Linked DNA regions of Homo sapiens: region 1 is linked to region 2. A link is a loop called in an ENCODE intact Hi-C map of the cell type or tissue named here. Cell type or tissue: dorsolateral prefrontal cortex. All regions are shown on one strand. Links, peaks and the distances in the headings refer to the core of each region. The heading gives the core; the rest is flanking DNA.

Region 1 (10,741 bases), core at 1,313-9,312, 150 kb before region 2:
TTAGCCAGGCATGATGATGTGCACCTGTAGTCCCAGCTACTCAGGAAGCTAACATGGGAGGATCGCTTGGGTCCTACTAAGCCTTGGGAGGTTGAGGCTGCAATGAGCCATGATCACACCACTGCACTTTAGCCTGGGTGACAAAATGAGACCCTGCCTCAAAAAAAAAAAAAAAAAAAAAGGAAGAAAGAAAAAAATGAAAATGAAGGAGAAATGCACAGGTGGACGGATGTCAGGGTTGTTTGATGCAATGACTTAATAGTGTTACCAAAACCCAGCTCCTTTTCAAATCTGGCCTCAAGGTGGCTCTTTTCACAGTTATAATATAGTTGCTTCAGTTCCAGATGTCCCAGCCAGATGCAGCAGTGTCCAAAGAGAGAAAGAGCCTGTCTTTCTTGATGCATTTTTCTTGGGATTTGGAAAACTTTTCCCATCTTCCCACAGGCAACCTCCCTTCATGTATCCTTGTTCACAGTGAGTTCCTTTGCCCACACCTAAACCAATCACAAGAAAGAACAATCAGAATCAACCCCTGACTTGGGGCTAGTGTTACATCTCTTAAGTCACTTGGAGACGGGGTATACCCCTGAGTAGATTTGGGAAGGAAGAAGAAAGGGAACAAGGTGTTGTGGAACAACCAAAAATGCCAATGAAAAGGTTGTCTCCCATATTCCATAGTCATCGTCTTTTATTTTATTTTATTTTATTTTATTTTATTTTATTTTTTCAGGAAATGTTTCTGAGTCATAATATTCCATAGGCTTCTATTTACAACTCTCTCCCAGGAGCTTGCAAGGGTTGCTTCACATAACTAGGCCAGAGGAGCTTTTTATTTTATTTTCTTTTTGTTTTGTTTGAGTAGGAGTCTCGCTCTGTCACTCAGGCTGGAGTGCAGTGGCACGATCTTGGCTCACTGCAACCTCTGCCTCTCAGGTTCAAGTGATTCTCCTGCCTCAGCCTCCCAAGTAGCTGGGATTACAGGTGCATGCCACCATGCCCAGCTAATTTTTGTATTATTTAGTAGAAACGGGGTTTCACCATGTTAGCCAGGCTGGTCTTGAACTCCTGACCTCAGGCGATCCTCCCATCTTGAAGTACTGGGATTACAGGCGGGAGCCTCTGTGCCCAGCTAGAGGAACTTTAAAAAAAGAAAATTTACCACAGACCAATTAATTAGAATCTTTGGTGGTTGAAACCGGGCATTAGCATTTTGTAAAATCGATGCTAGGGATTCTAATCTATAACCAGAAACTACAGTCACTGTTCTGCCCTTTCACTTTTCACCCATTACTGGAATTGTTTGTATGCCCATTTTCCTCACCAGGCTGCACACTTGTTAAGGGTATGGGCCAGTCTTCTTTGTTTATGTATCTCTAATATCTAGCACAATGTCTGGGTTTCAGGTAATAAATATTTGGTGAGTGAATGAATAAGTGAATGCAATGTGTCAAATTAAAAGGAGGGTTCTTTGCTTCCAAGGAATTAGGACTTATTGCTGAAAGCATATGCATATGCACATATAAATATGATTACATCAGCTAGAAATAGAAGGGGGAAGACTGAACATTGAGGTGGCAACAATAAAGAAATTAAGGCTTGACAATGTAAGATACCTTAGGTAAATAAGTTATGTAATATGGAGTAATGAGTTTGTAAGCTAGAAAGGTAGCTTGGGGTTAGATTTCTAATGGGTCATTAGTGTCAAACTAAAGAGATTCTTTGTCATATAGGCAATAAAAATTTGTCAAAAGTTTTTTTTTTTTAATTGAAGACTGACATGAGTAGACCTTTTGAGTTAGAAAGTAACTGGTGTGAATGTTGAATGTATACTGGCTGGGAAAGATGGGTTAAAGGCAGAAAGAAAGGAGAGTACTGAGTGAAAAACATTTTTGAATGGTTACTGTGTGCCTGCCATTGTGAATGACATTTTGTTTAGATTACTAAATCTCTAAATACTAGCCCCATTTAACATATGAATAAATTGCATATTTAAAAAGTTAAATAACTTCTCCAGTGCACACAACTGTTAAGTGCAAAAACTGGAATCCAGTTAGTCTGATTCCCAAAGTTCCCATCGACTATCTGCTGGTCCTCGTAAGAGACTTTGAGGGCATAAACGAGAATAGTGGTGGTGAAAGTAGCAACAAGGATTATAGCAGTAAGATTTTTTAGTTAGAATCAACAGAACTTAATGACAATGTAAGTGATAAGGAAAAAGGTGTCAAACTTGACTGAGTGTTAGAAAAGGACAGTCTAGCTCTGAGTATGCTGAATTTGAGAGATTCTTAAAATATCCAGAAGATGCTTTGAAAGAGTTAGAAACACAGACTTTTAAGTTGAGGAGCAAGAGGTCAGAAGCAGTGCTATTCAGATGTGGGAATCATGGCGCACAAGCTGTAGTTGAAGCGAAGACAAAGAGTGCATATTGTGAACATTTAGAGTGAGGAGGGAAATGTTGACAGAATCTTAGGATCATCTACATTTAAGTTATAGGCAGAAGGAGATGAAGGAAGAGTGGCCAGAGGGTGAAAGGAAAATCAAATAAGAACGTCTTAAAAGGAGAGTATTTTAAGGAGAAGAAGTTAGTCAAGAAGAAGATAATTTAGGTACAGCCTTTGATAAGTACAGACTACTCATTCAAGAAGTTTGCCATGGACTACATCATACTAAATAGCAAAGAAAACACTCAACAGAGTGAAAAGGCAACCTACAGAATAGGAGAAGATATTTGCAAACTATATATCTGCTAAAGAGTTAATCCCCTGAATACATAAGGAACTCCTACAACTCAATAGTAAAAGAAACTAATAATCTGATTTAAAAAAAGGCTAAGGGCTTAAATAGATATTTCTCAAAAATAGACATCTAAATGGCTGACAGGTATATGAAACATTGCTGAACCTCACTAATCATCAGAGAAATGCAAATCAAAGCCACAATGTAATGTCACCTCACGCCTCTCAGAATGACTATTAACAAAAAAACAAAAGACAGGTATTGGTGAGGATACGGACAAATTGGAACCCTTGCATACCGTTGGTGGGAATGCAAAAGGATGCAGCTGCTATGGAAGACAGTATGGATGTTCCTCAAAAAATTAAAAGTAGAACTACTGTATGATCCAGCAATCCCACTCCTGGGTATTTCTCCAAAAGACTTGAAATCAGGATCTTGACTCTTCAAGATCCTGAAGAGCACTCCTCCTTTTACCACAGCAGTATTCACAATAGCCAAGATGTGGAAACAACCTAAATGTCCATCAGCAGATGAATGGATAAAGAATATGTGAAGCCAGGCGCAATGGTGATACCTGGGGTCTCAGCTAGGGGAGGCTGAGGCGGGAGGATTGCTTGGGGCCAGGAGTCCAGCCTGGGCCACATAGCGAGATCCGATCTCGAAAAGAAATAGAAAGAAAATATGGTATGTACATACAATGGAAGTGTTCAGCCTTTGAAAAGAAGGAAACTCTGCAACATGTGACGACATGGATGAACCTGGAGGACATTATACCAAGTGAAAGAAGCCAGACACAAAAAGGCAAATACTGTATGATTCCACTTATATGAAGTATCTAAAATAGTCAAATTCATAGATTAAAAAAGTGGAATGGTGGTAGTTATCAGGGGCTGGGAGGAGGGGGTAACGGAAGTTACTAATCAATGGCCATAAAGTTTCAGTCAAGTAAGATCAATAGGCTCTACAGACTTGTACAGTACAAGTCAACACTTGTGTACAACAATACTGTACTATCACCAACAGTAATGTATTGTACACTTAAAAATTGAAGAGGGTATATCTCATCTTAAGTATTCTTACCACAATAAAATAAAATTAAAGTTTCCTATGACTGGAAAAAGGCTTGGGGAGGAGGTGAGTAACTGAGGAGTGGATATAGAGAAATAAGCCTCCTGCAGATGAAAACTGTTGGAGGGAGAGAGAAAAATGGAATGTATATCGTAAAGTAAAAATGGAACGTGCCCTGAAGAAAACGAGACAGAATGAAATAAAATGCTGAAGGAGTACGCAGATTTCTTTTTCTGTGAGGTGGGACTCTTTGAGCCTGAACCCACTGCTGTGTGAATCAGGTGCTTCCTTGAAGCTTCCTGCCCTGGACTGGGAACTGGTTTCAGAACGTTCCTGAGCTTGAGCTTGCAGTTGGAGGTGAACAAGGCACCCCTTCCATGTGCTGTCCTGACTAGCTGGTGACCATGTTGATGAACGTCCTCTCACTCCCCACTTGGGAACTGCGTGTTGTAAGGGCTGCCTCCCCCTGACAGGGTTGTCTCCTCCTGTCAGGGCATGAATTTTGAATATTCTCAATACCCAGTCAAGAAGGACTATTCCTCCAGAAGTGTGAGGTCTACCTAAAAAGAGCTAAACCAAATTATATACTAAAAGTATAAAAGTATTTTTTTGTACTCTCGCAACAATTCTGACACCAAATGTGTGGGGTATTTCCACACCAAGCAGTTCAGTTCTCTGGTGACACTAGCTGGTGTCCTACAGTTCAGTTTGTTTCTGGAGTTGGCATCAGATCCCACAAATTAAAGGGTCCAGCCCCACAAGATGACCCCCACTTCAGATGTCAAGCGCATGTCCCAGCTATCTACCTGTACTTCTGGCTGACCTTCTCTAAGTCAGGGGTTCCCACATCCTCCCTCCTTGCATTCAATAATTTGCTAGAATGGCTCACAGAACACTACTTACTATTCCAGTTTATTATAAAGGACACAACTCAGGAACTGCCAGATGGAAGAGATGCATTGAGCAAGGGGCCCTCTCCAGGCACACCACCTTCCCAGCACCTTGATGTATGCACCAACCCAGGAGCTCTGGAGTTGTTAGGGTTTTTATGGCTATTACATAGGCACGATTGATTACAGCATTGGCCCTTGGTGGTTGAGTTGATCTCTAGCCAACTCTCCCTTGCCTGGAGAGGTGGCTAGAGAGAGGTGGTGCTGAATTCTTTTTTTTTTTTTTTTTTTTTTTTTGAGATGGAGTCTCACTCTGTCGCCCAGGCTGGAGTGCAGTGGCTTGATCTCTGCTCACTGCAAGCTCCGCCTCCCGGGTTCACACCATTCTCCTGCCTCAGCCTCCCGAGTAGCTGGGACTACAGGCGCCCGCCACCACACCCGGCTAATTTTTTGTATTTTTAGTAGAGACGGGGTTTCACCGTGTTAGCCAGGATGGTCTCGATCTCCTGACCTCGTGATCCGCCCGCCTCAGCCTCCCAAAGTGCTGGGATTACAGGCGTGAGCCACCGCGCCCAGCCTGAGGTGGTGCTGAATTCTAATCCTCTATTCACATGGTTGGTTCTTCTGACAACCGGTCCCCATCCTCCAAGAGTCACCTCACTAGTATAAACTTGGGCATGGTTGAAAGGGGCTTACTATGAAAAAACGAAGATTCTCCTCTCACCCCGACTACTCAGGAAATTACAAGGGTTTTACAAGTTCTGTGCCAGGAACCGGGGCAGAGACCAAATACAAATTTCTTATTATGTCACCTATAGCAGTTGTGTTAACTTCAGTACAGTAAATTTAAGCTCATTATACCTCCTTCAGAACGGATACACATTCCCTATCCATCATCTCACTGTCCCATTCCCAAACGGTGGGGGTGTAGATAGAAGCGGGGGTGGTCTATCACAGCCCAGCAGCACTCAAGACAGGATTTTTCAGCGACTCTGGGAAGGCAGGCGTTCGGAGTTTGGCTCTTTTACCATGACATATGTGAGAGGAAACAGGAGTGCTGTTTGGAGGTGTGAAAAATGGCAGCTCCCTGGTGCCATCTACTCTTAGTACACTTTTTACTACTGCTAAATATGAAATTAAAATAGACTTACTGTAGGGACTCCCAGATGCTCTTGAAAAGATGAACTTTATATTTAAAGAAACCTTTCGATTTCGCTCAAATGCAGGAAATTAGGGAGAATAGTCCAGTTTTGACTTTCAAGAAAAGGGTGTTATTTTAAAAATCTAAGACAAAGATTAGAGGAGTCTTAGCTTTCCACTGGTTAAGTCCTGTTGAGGCAAGCTGTATTCCAGTGTTGAGTCTGCAGCGGCCGAAGCAGCCCCGAAGCAGCTGTGCCTGCCGTGGGCAGTCAGTCTCGGTGCGGCCATCCCTCTCTACACCCAGGAAGGATTCTGCAGAGGCGTCACTGGGGTGAATTCATGCCAAGGGTTGAGTCCATTTGTGGCCCTCCCATATAACCTTTCCACTCTTTGCCTCCCTTAACCTCGAGGCTCAGTCTCCTTCCAAAATGTGTAGATTTTGTTTTTACACTTTTTTATTCAGGTAAGTTCACAATTCTCCCTATATCATGTTTTCATTTTTTTTCTCAGTCTTTCCCTGGCTTATTCCTTCTCAGCAAAACCTAACTTATACCCCCTTAACGAGTATACTTTGAAACCCCCTTTTCATTGCCAGAAAACTTCTCTGTATTCTCAATCTTTTCATACAATTTCCTTTCTTCATCTTTGCCTTAACTGGCTTCTCCTTGAAGAGGGCTTGTCCCTTTGAAAATAACTATTCATTCTTCAATTCCCTTTGGATCTAAAGGCCAAAAGGAGTGATCAGTCTTTTTATCTTTTCCTCTTGTTGGAGAGCATAGAGTTTTTCTATACAGGTTTACTTTTTAGTACTTTGTTTTATACCTCTGGATAGTAGGTCACAGAGTACACGGAGCAGGCTTACACAAACACACACGTCAAATGAACAAATCCAGCCACACCACCTGTGCAGTCTCTTGAATTCACTTCCTCCACCACTGCCTGGATTCAGGCTCTCACCTGGCTTGTTGAAGGCATCCTCAACTAGTCTGTCAGCCTTGGTCTTTCTCTTGTCTGTCATCCACACCACGCTAGGTTTTGTTTTGCTTTGTTTAAGCCTCCTTTTGATCTTGTCACAGTCCTTGATTAAATTTTTCTGCCTTCTTCTTATCTATAGGATAAAGGCCATGCTCTTCCAATTCCAACTTAAACTTCTGCCATTGAATTATGTGCCAGTCAAGGAAAACCAAAGACAAAACAACAAGAAAACAACAACAAAATAGCAGACACGGTCCTTGCCTTCATGGAGCCTATAGTCTGTAGTCACAACAGTAGTATAATTACAAAGTAGGGTAGTGCTATGAAGGGGAAGCTGAGGATGCTGCTATGAGATATTACGGCATGATGGGGAATTTCAAAGACCTTTCTGTGTAAATTAAAATTAGGTCAAGACCAGAGGATGTTCAAGAATTAGCTAGGTAAAAAGCTAGGGGGAGAATATTTCAGAATGAGATACTACCATGTGCCAATGTTCTGCAGCAAAAAAGAGCTTGGTGGTTTTAGGTACTGGAAGGCCAGTGTGTCAGGAGAACTGTGAATGAGTGGGAGAGTGGAGCAAGAACTATACAGGGCTTAGATTTCTCTTAAAATGTAGTGAGCAGCCAGTCGTTGGTTTTAAGCAGAGTGGTAATATGGTCTGCTTTACATATTTTAACTTTTATTCCAGCTGCATCAGTCACCTCGAGTCATTCTGTTTCCCATACACCTTGATGCCTTTGCTCCTGTCTCTTTCTCCTCACCTGGGGACACCTTCACCTTTTTTACTTCTGGGAATTAGCACAGCACAGTAGTCCTAGAATGAACTCTAGAACCAAACGCTTTCTAGTGGCGTGGTCTTAGATATGTTACTTAAATCTATCTGTGCCTCAGTTTCCTTTGCAGAAGTGGGATATAATATCAAGGAGATGGCATGTGCCTAACCCACAATAATTCCTACAAAAGTGTTTGCTATTATTGTTTTTATTACTATTATTAAGATTCACCTCAAATGTTACTGTGTAACCTTCTCCCACCTTTTCAGGTATAATTCATTACTTCCTCTTCTGCAGTCCCACACTGCCATGGTTGCTTTTATCACACTGTTAAGAGAGTTGAATATGTACTTTTTTGTTGTTATAGATTATGAATTCCTTAAGGGCAGCAGTCATGTGACATCAAGCATCGGGATTTACATTTCTCCTCTATCACTGATTAATTGTACGACCTTGGATAAATTGTGCAGCTTCTCCATCTTGGTTTCCTCGCCTGTAAAATGAGGATAGCATTACCCATCTTAAGAGCTTCTGTTTTGGTTTTGTAAGAAACACATTTGCACCATAGCTAATACTTAGTAAACACATATGCTTTTCTTCCCTGCCTCTGTAGATTTCTAACAACTAAGTTAGAAACAAAGTTGGGCCTGGTTATTTACTGATTGGAGGCTGAGGTGTTGAATAAATAAATAATGAGGGTTTTATGAATGAGTAAAACAACAACACAAAAAAAAGGAAGAAAGAAGAAATTCTGTTGTTAAATATGTTGTACTCCTGATGCTAACAGATATATCCTAATTTCTAAGTTCACTCAAAGTGTGTTTATCCTGTAGCATATGTTTTTAAATCCAGTTTACCCTTAGCATTTTAAAGAAAGATAAACATAATGGCCTGAGCTCAAATTGAGTAGTGGTTTCTTCAGAACACAGTTTTAAAGCCATTAAAATAGAAGATGAAAAGCAACTGATTAGAAAAAGACTGCTCACTTACTTAGGGTTTAGTTTTCTTAACTATAAAATTTGATAGACTGATGGATGAAATGATCTCTAAAATTCCTTCAAACTCTCAAATTCTATGGTTTTATGATTCCCTGGTTCTGAAGACTTGTACAAAATTACAACAACTTAAGATGCTAGATAAAATCCTAATGGTGAAAGGGAGAGGCAATTAGTAAAGAAATAAATGGTTAACAGTCTAGAGCCATTTAATGGAGAGGGAGACAGCCCTGCTACCTCAACGGTAATTGAGTTTCATAATGATGACACTGAGTCATCAAAAAAGGTTAAATTTGGTTCAACCTACTCTCCTTAAAAGGCAAAGAAATGTGTAATGCATTTTTAGGAAGATTTTTACCAATAATATTTTAATATTTTATTAGTTTTTATTCAACTTAAAATTTAAGCTTTAATTATTTGGAAAATTCACTTTTGTAAATGTCTATTTCCTCTCCGTGAAGCAAGCCCATTTCAGGGGCTACAGAGATCTTCCTGCCGCCACAGAATAGCTTATCACTCTGGTATCATGGTTGTTACTCTTTTTGTAATTTAGTGTCCTAAATTTTACACATAAAAATGCTACCATCTCAAGCTGGGAACAGTGGCATATACCTGTAGTCCCCACTACTTGGGAGGCTGAGATGGGAGGATCATTTGAGTCCAGGAGTTTAAGGCTAGCCTGGGCAGCATAGGGAGACCCTGTCTAAAAAAAGAAAAAAGAAAGTGGTAGATGAACTGAAGAGGTTGAAATAGATAATACTGTGCGTGTATGTCATGCTAAGGGGTTTAAATTTGTCTTAAGGGCAGTGGAGGAGTGACAGTCACATTTAAGTTTTAGAAAGATGAGTCTAGTGGCAGCATGGAGGGTAGATTGATAGAAGCCAAAGCTGGAGGATCCATGAACAATTTGGAGACTGTTGTACCAGTCTAGACAAGGGATGGTAGGAGCTTGGACAAAGGTAGAATTAGTGGAGGAAGAAAAGGAGGAATGGACATAGGACTTGAAGGAAGTGGAATCTGCAGATTTAGAGAAGTACATGATGCTTGATAGGGGTTGAGGTTAAGAACTGGATGGAATTGGATCCAGTTCTGGCTTTCTGTCCTGGGTAACTGTTTTGGAGGCACCATTAACTGGAATGTTCTGGGAAAGCCTTTGCTTTTCTGATGTGAGTGCTGCTGCCTCCTGCTTTCTGATGCCACAACAGCAAAAGGCATCATGCAGCTTTGAGGTGATAAACAGGAGAGTGGACATCTACACATTAGTAAGAGTGGAGCAAAAAGAGCCAGCTTCCTGGCACTCTTGTGGAATAGCTGCCCCTGCCCTGGCCATGCTACCTCTGGATTTCTTGTTATGTGTGACAGACAACACTTACATGCTTAGAAATAGGCATCTGAATATGTTTATAACCAATAGAGTGAAAAATGATTGGTCAGTTGTAGTTTATTTTCCGGACGTCTTTGCATTCTAAAAACAGATTGAGCTCTAAAAACAGATGCAAGCTCAAAAAAAGATTTATTTTAATATATTTATATGTTGAATTTAATTGTACCATTGGCTTCTAAGTTTTTCTTTTGGCTTTTTTATAGAGCAAATTACTAAAGAAAAAACTTTGTTTTTACTAGCAGACCTCTTAGTATACAAATGGGGAAAATGTGCATATAAAGATGGGACCTAAGATTTGGAACAAATTCCAGAGGAAAATTTTGTTGACATTGGAATGAATTACTAAATACTGTGTTTGATATTTGGTAAAAATTACTTATTTTTGTCTTCTACTCTGAGAAGTATTTCTTACAGTCTTATCATTAGAGAATAGACTGGTTCTAAGGCTATTTTTTACAGGAACATATTGGCTTTTTCTTTAGACATTAAACCCAATGATATATCCTGTATCTTAAAAAACAAAACAGTAAATCTGGAATCTTACCGAAACCAAGTATTTTCCATATACATTTGTGTCTGTCTCCATATTAAGAGAGATTACATCAGAGTTGAAGGCTTTCTTTGGTCCCAAAATCTGTACTTTTTAAAAAAAGCAGTGATTGCTGTGGCTTCTCCAGTATGCTGTGGAATATATATGGAAGTTATTCCAGTGTTTTTTCTCAGTCTGACATCCAAATGGCTGTACATTACTTAAAATCTACATTTGAGAGTCTGTTTTCT
Region 2 (10,741 bases), core at 1,464-9,463:
GTAGAAGATATAACTTCATATTGTTTTTGGATCTCCCTAAACTCAGTCATTTTATTTGGAAATTTTTACAATAATGAGCAAAGTAAAGTATTGGACTCATATTTAGAAAGTTGTAGAAGGGCCAGGCATGGTGGCTCACACCTGTAATCCCAGCACTTTGGGAGGCCAAGGCAGGCAGATCACTTGAGGCCAGGAGTTGGAGACCAGCCTGGCCAACATGGTGAAACCCCATCTCTACTAAAAATACAAAACTTAGCCGGGTGTGGTGGCGTGCACTTGTAATCCCAGCTACTTGGGAGGCTGAGGCAAGAGAATTGCTTGAACCAGGGAGGCAGAGGTTGCAGTGAGCCGAGATGGCACCACTGCACTCCAGTCTGGGCAACAGAGTAAGACTCTGTCTCAAAAAAAAAAAAAAAAATAATGAAAGTTGTAGAAGAAAGAACAATCTATTAAGAACCTTCAGTTCTTCCCTTAATGAACTGGAGCTTTTGCATAGTGCTGAAGTCCCTTTTGACACATTACCTGCAAGTGGAGGCAGGAATCCAACGTTTATAAATTACCCAGTAAAATGCACAGTACTCTTGTAACGTAGGTTATTAATCTATGGAAGCTCGCATGCATCAGTTGCTCAGACAGCTGAGTGCTTAGTAATGTAGCATGTCCCTTCTAGCAAAACAGTGGTAATATATCTAACCTGTAGGCAGTGTGTGGCTTCAGTGGTCCATCACAGAATTTTTGCTGAGTGGGATCGCATTTTCCACCTAGGCTCTCCATCTCTGCTCCAAGCTTAATGTTAAAACTCTTGGAGTTGCTGTTAGGATTTTCGGCACATTTGCTGGCAAAATAATTAGTCTGATACACCCGAATGGAGGCATTGTGCCTGTACTCCAGGTAGGAAGGGAGAGGGTGCTGCTGTTCTGGCTTCAGCTCATCACTGCCTGGAGGAGAAAACCCACAGTTAAGGACTGCCTTTCTTGTGACTTAGGTGATTTCAGTGATTTTAAATTAGGTTTCTAAGGCTGCCTCCACATCCACTATCTCTGGCCATTTCCAAAGTACAGATTCTGCAATCTCAAAGAACGATGTGAAATTCTCCTAATAAAGTTAATTTTAATTCACTTTTTCCAAAATACATAAATAGTGTGTATATAAAATACACACACACACAGCATCATTTTCCTAGGAAATAAAATAAGGGTAGCTCATTGCATTAAATGAGAGCATGTCTCACAACTCCAGAGTGTTGGACAACTCCCATTGTGAGTGAACCCACTTGATAAACTATCTTGCCAATAACCATTGTAGTTGAGCTAATAAGGAAACCCCTATGACCTGGGAAATAGGAAAAAGATAAGAGAAATCATGTCCTAGGCCAGAGCAGTCATCCCACAAGGCGTGCTCCACATGTCATGCCCAGTTTGATTATTGCTCTGCATGTGGATCTGTTATCTTGAGTACAGTTTAATCCCCATCCAAATTTGGCCCCTTACTCAGAGCACTTCCCAGAACTCTTCCCCTGTCCACCCAGCCTGCTGTGTGTTTTGGCACTGCAAACCAGTTTTGATGTTGGCTGGAGAAAAGCGTAAGTAGAAAGATAAATACTATAGAGATCAGATACTATTTACAATGAGCTTCAAGAAGTGGTGCAGTGAGGGTTTATCATAGCATCCTGGATTGTTGTTTAATAAAATTTGCTCATAAGTGAGTCTTAGAAATATTTTGTTGGCAGTAGTTAAAAAGAAATGTTGTCTTTAGCATGAGTGTGTACACTATAAATGGCGTTTATATGAGATGGATTGTTATCTTAGCTAACCTGGAAATCACAGCTCATCTCCATGGACATCAATAATGGGAAGGCTGTCTGGCTGGGGAACACAAGGCTACTTTCTGGGGTGTGACTTTTTTGGTTACTGTCTCATATTCATGTAGCAAAACACTGTCTTCATTGCAGTCTAATTAAGTCTAAAGTCTTTCCACAGTTCACTAATTTATCTTCAATTATGTGGTGTGAGGAAATCTGGGACACACCACTGACCCTTGAAATTATTTAATTAATTGTGCATAACCAGATTTAGTACAATTAAATAAACTGTGAAAGCACATAGACTGTTAGATACTGTGAGCCTAAAATACCCATTGGCCTAGAAACTCCTCACAGTTTGTCAGGTTTCAAGTTTCCCCCTTACCCACAAATGGGTCAAAATTATTAGGGATGCTTAAGAAACTCATGCAGCACCTTAAACAGTATAAAAATATATAAGAAAGGTAAACTATATTAATGTCATTCCAGGCACAAGCATCTCTTTTGGAGAAATAACACACAAGACCTCAATGGCGAATACATATATGGACAGGTGTGCCCCAAATACAACACTCTTACAGGTGGTTTGACAAATGCTGATATAATAAGCTTGAAAGCTCATACTGAGTGGTTGTATGTGATGTTGTGATAACTATTCCCTAGACTTTGTTCTTATCTGTAGGAATTAGGTAGATATTGAATAATTTAGGAAACTAGAGAATAAAACTATTCAAAATTCAGTGGAGAAGGGAAGAATGTTTTTCATGAACATCTTTTCCTTCTTTTAAGCTTTTGGTTATTTTTGTGACTTGGTGGGTGGTTTGCAAGCATGATCAGTTGAGGCATTTGAGACAGGGAGGGGTGAAGACAGTTGAGGCATATTAATGTTTAATGGTAGAACAAAAGAGTAGTGAACAAGACTGACCCAATAATGAAGAGGACTGAATAAGGCATTACATGCAATGCACTTCCAATAGTGCACAGCACGTAGTAAGGGCTCAATAAATGATGGTTATTGTTATTATCGTTGTGGTTGCTATTATCATTACTCTTCTATTTAATAATTAAACCCAGAGGATAACAGGCTTTATTGCCCAAAGAGCCTTTGAGCAGCTTTTTCTTACATCTCCCTGTATCCAGCAGAGAGAGGGGTGAATGATACAAAAATTACATTTTCTACTTAAGTTTCTTAAACTTTGTCACAGAAAGATCTCCCACATGACCTCTGAGGAAGCAATTCTGTGTCTCAGAGTGGAGTTAACTCATGATAACTTACCATCAGCCTCTCTCACCACCACTGTGAAGTATTTCACAGCTCCATTGGTGTCGCTGAACCAGCTGCAGTTGACAGTAAAGTTGATGGAAGACTTGCTAATTAGCACATCCTTTTCATTCACACGAATGTGTGGGGGTGGAGGAGGGGGGCCTGGAAAAAGAGGTGGGGAAGGAACCAAGAGGGGTCACAACTCTGCTTTCACAGCATAAACAACAGTTAGTGAAATGAAGGATTCTGCTCTCCTGCATCAGACTGTGTGTGTGTGAGCGTGTGCCTGTGTTTAATGCTGTAATCAAGAAACTCTCCCCTTCTCCTGAAGGAAAACAGGCAGAGGAAGTGATTTGCCAGTGGCACATTAAACATAATGAAAGAGGTAGCTCTTCAGCAGAATTTCCTGAAGTTGTAGCTTCAAATTGCTTAAGAGCTCCATTATAGCTCTAACTATATGAGGCAAAGTGATATATTTAAATACTAACTCATTCAGGTACTTTAAGACCATCTAACTTGTTTGCTGTCAGGGTACTTTACCCAGAGAAATGTTTCCATTTCTGGAGACTTTTAGGTCCTCCTCTCCAGGTGGCAATCAGACAGGCTTATGCAAAAGTGAAGTGTATGCAAGTGAATAGCAGTGATGGATATGATAGAGAAAGGTGCACAGCCCCTTCACTCCAGTGACAGGAGGCTCTGTGCGCACCTCCAGGGACACTTACGGTCTATCATTGTGATAGTGCTGTCTTCAACCACCTCGCTGGTCATGCCGGCCGACTGCACTTTGATGGACACCAGGTACCTCTTATGGGGCACTAGCATCATGATGTTGAGCAGAGATTTTTCTTTCTCCAGCTTTCTGGAAAACTCAACTTCTTGGGTGTCCATTTTCCGGCATTCAATACTATAACCATCAAAGTCAGAATCAGGAGGGATCCAAGAACAGGCAATGGCCGTGGAGTTCTGAGGCCGGCAATGCAGGTTTTGTATCTTGTCAGGCTCTAAAGGAAACAGAGGAGGCAACACTTTTCAGAACTCAGGGAGAATTTTTTTTTTTCAGCTCCTTTGGGTCCAACTAGCTCTGAGATCTAGGTATAGGAGGGACAGACAGGCAAATACAGAGTGTCGTGGCTCACCCTAGCAGAGACACATGAGCATAAATCTCCCAGGGAACCAAGGTTGGGGTAGGAAAAGCTGGAGGACAGGTGTGGACAAGTCTGAGTAACAGTTAAAGAATGCCTTGATGGGCTTATTAATAGTTAGACGTGGCTGAGGACAGTCTCTGAGCCTGAGGATATATCAATAGAGACCTTCCAAATGGAAAAAGCAAAGAAAACAAAGACTGAAAAGCAGAACAGAAGATCGAAGGACCATGGAACAACCACAAAAGGTGTATCCTACACAAAATGGGAATACCAGAAGAAGAAAGAAAGGAACAGAAGAAATATCTGAAACAAGAATGACTAAGAATTTCCCACAAATAAATGTTAGACACCAACCACAGATCCAGGAAGCTCAGAAAACACCAAGGAGGATATATGCCAAAAAAACTATGGCTAGGCATATCGTTTTCACACTACAGAAAATCAAAGATAAAGAAAAATTCCTGAAAGAAGCCAGAGGGGGAAAAACAACTTACATATAGAGAAGCAAAGTTAAGAATTATGTCCTCCTCTGAAGCCATGCAAACAAAAAGAGAGTGGAGTGAACACTTCTTTCACGTGTTGAGAGAAACAAGTACCTACTATGTGCCAGGTGCTCTTCTGGGGATTATGAACAGTACAGAGGTAAATAAGACGTTAGCTCTAACCTCTACAAATGGAAATGAGTCCAAAATAGCCATAACACAAGGTAGAAAGGAAAACATACCAGAAGAAATGGTGAGAGAAGGTGCTATGTGGTGTGACACACAACTTTTAGCTGCTGGCTATTAGTGATCAGCAGGAGTTAGTAAAAGCTGTAAGGCAGAGGTGACACTCTGCCAAGGTATCACGAAAGAGGCATTCTACGTAGAGAAAAACCAGAAACCCAGGTACCAAAGGAGGAGGTGCCGGAGTGGGATGGTAGAAAATTGAGAACTGCAAATCATTCATTATGGTTGAAGCATATTTGTGAGAAATTGAGTACTGGAATGATTTTACATGAAAATTATAAACTTCTATTCTATTTAAACTTCTGCTATTTTGGATTTTCTGTTACCCATAGCCTCACCCGATCCTAATAAATACAAGCCTCGAAGAAAACAAAACAAAACATAACAAAACAAAAACAAGTTCCACCATAATCATTCCTCATGAAACAGCACTGAGTCTCTCTTTCATGGCAGTTTTTGTCCTCTTGGGCACTCCCCCTTTTGGTAAATGCCTCCCTTAAATTCTAGCACCCGGGACTGAATACAACAGTCCAGTTGTGACTTATAAGCCTAGCCTCTAACAGAGTTGTATGAGCTCTTAAACTGAGCACCTGCGAGGCTGTTGGGAAAGGCAGTCTCATGTGCATAGTCTATCAACCCCCATTTGGCTGTGTAAGAAATGGCCCTTGAGCTTAAGATACTTTCTTACCAAGAGATGGAGAGCCTACACACCCTGTGCTGGGCTCATTGCCTTGTGTGGGAGTATCATTCCCTGTTGCAAGCTCAATGTATGCTCTTTTGTTCTGCTTAAGCATGTGTGTCACATGGTAGATGGCGAACACCAATGCTATAGTTGTCCTCTGAGGAGACAGGACAGGGTCCTTCTACTGTGGCCCGAGAGGGGTGCACTTAGCCAACTGCCCTCCATTGGCTGCTGGAAGAGACCACAGACAATGCGCCCTTCTGTTTTCTGTTGTCAGGGTTGAAGATAGCAAGTGCATCTCTGGGCAACTACTGCAGCTGGCTGTGGGGGACTGATGCATACTGTTGAGGCTGATCTTACTCTGTCTCCTCTCTATGTAAGTAAAGCTTTGTTCCATCCAGTGTTTGCATTGTGTTTCCCTGGCTACTCTAATACCAGATGCAATGGTCAGAAGTGTTTAGAGTTCTGCCCTGGGTTTGGTAACCAGTGCAGGGTGTTCTGCTTAGCAGATTTCATGAACACAGCCCACAGTCAGCCACGGAAAACTCATCCTGAGCTCGCCATAAACTAAAACTCTTAGTTCTTTTTCACATATTTCTCTTGACACACAAATAACTGCTCTTTGGATACAATGTGGCATAAAAGTTATACTTGTTATAGTATTAATGCTTATTAAAAAAATAAAACAACTACTTGCTTAAATTTCTAACTTTCAACTATGTATTTTATCAACAACCAATAACTATCTGATCTGATCCCAGAAGCTACTTATACTGGGTATTATTGAAACACAAATATTTGGATTAAAGTCCCTACACTGAATACCTGTCTTTCTTTGAGGGTGATAGTATCTATCCCAAAATGCCTTTGGGAAGAAACTGGTATATGCTTCGTCGTCGAAGTATTTTTATCTCAGGGACATACAGCAGTATATGCTAACTATGATCCCTCTGCTTCTAGTTTTGCCTCTTTCAATCTATTCTCTACACTGTACCCAGAGTAACTTTCTAAAGTGTAAATAATGATTATGATATCTCTGCTGAAATTGAGTGGCTCCAGTTGGTTCAAAATAAAGTTCAAAGTAGTTACCATGGAATACAAAATATTTTATTATCTGATTCCCTTAATCCTCACCTTTTATGCTATGGCCAAATAAACTTCTTTCTGTTCCCCTATTGGTAGATCTTGTACTCTCCCTCCTCTCTCATCTTGGAATATTTTATTCTCTCTACCTGGAATATTCTCCACTTCTTCCCCTACCTCTACCTGGTAAATCTCTTGCTTTAGGTTTCTATTTGGATGTTTCCTTTTCCAAGAAGTTCTCTTGTATTGGGTCAGATTACCTAACAAGTGTCTCCATAGTACCATTTACTTCCCTCATCACACCCAAAATATAATGTCTATTTACAAATAGTACGTCCTACCTAATTGTAAGCCCCATGAGGGCAGAGAGAGATTTATTGTCCCTTGTTGTTAATGTTGAATGAACGAACAAATCTACAGAGACTTCTGCCTGAATTCAAATCCAGACCAATCCCATGTAAAAATATGGATTTAATCCAAGCCCTATTTGAGTAAGATGTTGAACATATACTTCCTCTACTCCATTTGAGAAATAAGAGTAGCAAAACATGTCATACTTGTCCTCACAGATCCAAAAATTGGTTTGCTGTAAGTTTTCCAGGAATCACCACTGACAGTCTTGACGTTGAATTGATAGGATCTCCCTGGACGAAGACCATACACAATGCGTCCTTCTGATTTTCTGTTGTTGTAGGGGTTGAAGACAGTAAGTGCATCTCTGGGCAACCACTGCAGCTCAAAGTCGTTGTAGTCTGTCCAGTCTGGGGGCCCTTTCCACGTGATGGCCAAGGATGTGTTTGCAATGTCAGCAAATGACATAAGACTGGGAGGACTTGGAGCTGAATGTAGGAGAAAGTGAAAAATCACATAATCACAGCTATGCCATAACATATACAAATAAGATAGCTGAGCAACATCAGACACACTTTTAATGTACTTTGTAGGAAGAGATAATATGATAATAATATAGTAGCAGGAGCTTTCATTAATAGTGTTTATTATGTGTAAGGCACTGTCTTCGAGCATTTTATGTACTTTTTTTTTTTTTTTTTCACTTTTTTTTTTTTGAGACAGAGTTTTGCTCTTGCTGCCCAGGCTGAAGTGCAGTGGAGTGATCTTGGCTCACTGCAACCTCCGCTTCCCAGGTAGCTGGGATTACAGGCACCTCAGCCTCCCAAGTAGCTGGGATTACAGGTGCCCACCACTACACCTGGCTAATTGTTGTATTTTTAGTAGAGACAGGGTTTCCTCTCGTTGACCAGGCTGGTCTCGAACTCCAGACCTCAAGTGATCCACCCACCTCGGCCTCCCAAAGTACTGGGATTATAGGCATGAGCCACGGTGCCCAGCCTCATATACCTTTTCTTAAATATTCATAGCCAGATCTTCCTTACCATGGTGCTGTGGAGCATGAGTGTGCCCTGAATGGGTTACAAGTGTGTGAAGATATTAATTCCATCAGATTTTGGGGTACAGGGCTGACGTCCACAGACAATTATGTTCAGTTGCAGATAGCCTTGTTGATTAACTCCAGGGTGGCACACAGACCTCTGTGTGTGCCCATGACATAAAAACAGTTAGGAAGCACTGGTGATAGCCACACAGTGATGATGTATATGATTATTCCCACTTTGCAGATAAGAAAACTGAGGCCTAGAGATGCTCAATGACTTGCCCAGATTCATAGAGCTAAGCTAAGGACATATTTCTTTTGGACCAAAGCCTTGTCCTTTATCTGTTGTCCCACAGTCCCTTCCCAAATTCAGGGGCTAGCTCAGGGTATATCATTATTGGCTTTATCTCTTGTCATTAAAATCAGAATCAAAATGTGTCTCTGGAAGCTACTTCCCACCATCCCTTGGCCATTGGCACCTGGGCTTCTCACCTGTTCTGCTCTCCGCTGTGACTTTATTGCTGAGATCTCCACTGTGAGTTACCACCCACAGCACGTACTTCCTTCCAGGAACAAGGCCTTGAAACCGCCACTCCGTCAGGTCCTTGTCTTTCCAGTTTTCCTTCTTTGTGCCATTGGGATTATAGAGAATCAGCTCATAAAAGTCAAAGTCCCCAGAGGCTGGACTCCAGTTGAACCAAAGGCTGTCTGTCGTGTTCCGATTGGACCCCCTGAGATGACTCACAGAGGCTGGGACTTAAACAGAAGAAAAATTGTTACTGAGAACAAAACAGAAACACAGGCATTTTGGCCCACAGGTGAGAGTATATGCTATGTTGGGCATGTGGGTGAGTCGTACATATTGTAGTCAGATCTTGCCTACATTTCAGGCCATTTAACTTTAAGGGCATATGGACTAGAGATATGGTATAAATTAAAACAAAACAAACCAGGTGGTGACTTCTAGATGCTTGCCACATGGACCCTGATAGGCATGTAAAATGAAATCTTCATAAATGATGAATAAATCGTTGTCATTTAGCTTATGAAAAAGGCCCAGAAAATGTATATACGAGGTTCCAGCTCCTCCCAGTGTGGCCTATCTCATTGCAGCCACCATCCCATAACAACCCTCTCTGGGTCTCTTTACATCCTCTGTACCCTCCTTTAGGTTCTCAGTTCTCTTGTGCTCTTTTTTATAAAATCTGTATTGGTACAACTTCATTTAGGGAGAGAAGTGTTAACAGTCACTCCTATCACTGTATAGATTAGTCATGCTGCCACCTATCCCAATAGCTTTGCTATTTTTTGGAGAATGAAGACTGTTGCCACATTGGGAGACCTTTAAGCATTAATGAGCAGGTAAGGAAAGATGTGCAAAGGGTGGGTTGCCTCAGAAATGATGACATCTAGGCAATTCTATTTGTGGTTGAAGCTTATCGCTGCTCTTTTTCACTCCTTTCAAAAGACAAACAGAACTTCTGTTGGGTGCCCTTGGAATATGTTCCCACGTGGCTCCCCTCACCTTTAGGTCTCTGCTGAAATGCCTTCTCCTATCTAAAGCAGTTGCTTGTCCTGCCAAGTCACTATCATGACACATCATTTTTTTCATAGAATTTAAGGCATTCCCAGATCATCTCCCTTTGATGATCTGTCCTTGTCCTCTTCCCTCCCCGCTATTGCAGAGTTCTCTGAGGGCAGGGCCCTTGACTGTCTTGTTCACCGTCACATTACAGCAGTGGGCCATGTGCCTGGCACAGAAGAGCACCTAAAACTATTGTCAAATGAGAAAAAAGAATTGAATAGGTGGGCTGACCGTGGTGGCTCACGCCTCTAATTCCAGCACTTTGGGAGGTCGAGGCAAGAGGATTGCTTTAGCCCAGGAGTTCAAGACCAGCCTGGGCAATACAGGGAGGCCCCCATCTCTACAAAAAATAAAAATTAAAAAGTTAAAAGTTTGCCATGCATGGTGTCGTGTGCCTGTAGTCCCAGCTACTCGGGAGGCTGAAGCAAGAGGATCACTTGAGCCCAGGTGGTCGAGGCTGCAGGGAGCCATGATGGCATCACTGCACTCCAGCCTGGGCAACAGAGTGAGAACTCGTCCCCCCCCAAAACATTTTTTTTTGAACAGGAGATAAAGGACTCAAATTATGGGAAAAGGGTAGATTCTGTTTTTTGTTTGCAGCCCAGAGAGATGTCTCTCACTTTCCTGGAACTCTGTGTTTTCACTTCATCTAGCGCTGTGTTTCTAATTCGCAGCAGTCACTGCCTGTTTGTTATATTTGTGGTTGCCCTTCTCTGCTCCTGCTCTCCTCTCCGTCTATTTCTTGTTAGAAAGCTGAAGGGTGTAGCTCGAATTAAACTATGATGGGTTACAGCCCTCTTGTACAGTTTGATGGCAAGAGGAGGAACCGCATTCATTTTTTACCAAGCCCTAGGAAGTAAATAAGTGGAGGCAAAAGAGCAGAAGCCAGTGCAAAAACTAGCCACAAATTAGTTATATATAATCAAAGGTGCGATTTAGGGTCAAACAGCCTGAAAGTCACAAATGCCATATAAAGCTACATCCTGAATAGAATAGGAAACTAAGGACCAACCAAGGAAAAGCCAGTGAATACCGGGACAATTCCCCCACGATTCATTAC

Evidence for each region. Hi-C counts contacts between places; a loop is a spot of excess contacts. Peaks named below come from ENCODE experiments on the same cell type or tissue, not always from the same donor. Only the 100,000 strongest peaks of a DNase experiment are listed, where the experiment ranks them.
Region 1: it touches region 2 in a loop (2.0-fold over the local background); 2 of 110 quality-filtered maps call a loop at or near these places.

Annotation. Positions count from the first base shown.
Region 1 is chr12:70,402,495-70,413,235 of GRCh38, forward strand. The region is part of intron 2 of KCNMB4 (potassium calcium-activated channel subfamily M regulatory beta subunit 4); the gene reads left to right. Among named protein-coding and RNA genes, the nearest start is that of KCNMB4, 42 kb to the left of the region's middle. In dorsolateral prefrontal cortex, for the core only: no CTCF peak of the experiment used is centred there; a DNase peak (open chromatin) is centred at 5,693; H3K27ac peaks cover 1,848 bases.
Region 2 is chr12:70,552,083-70,562,823 of GRCh38, forward strand. PTPRB (protein tyrosine phosphatase receptor type B) reads right to left here. Exons shown (of 34, transcript NM_001109754.4): 17 at 8,589-8,852; 18 at 7,261-7,542; 19 at 3,788-4,066; 20 at 3,078-3,227; 21 at 695-938. PTPRB-AS1 (PTPRB antisense RNA 1) reads left to right here. Exons shown (of 9, transcript XR_001749196.2): 7 at 5,898-5,996; 8 at 8,523-8,914. Among named protein-coding and RNA genes, the nearest start is that of PTPRB, 80 kb to the right of the region's middle. In dorsolateral prefrontal cortex, for the core only: no CTCF peak of the experiment used is centred there; a DNase peak (open chromatin) is centred at 5,849; H3K4me3 peaks cover 1,337 bases; H3K27ac peaks cover 6,740 bases.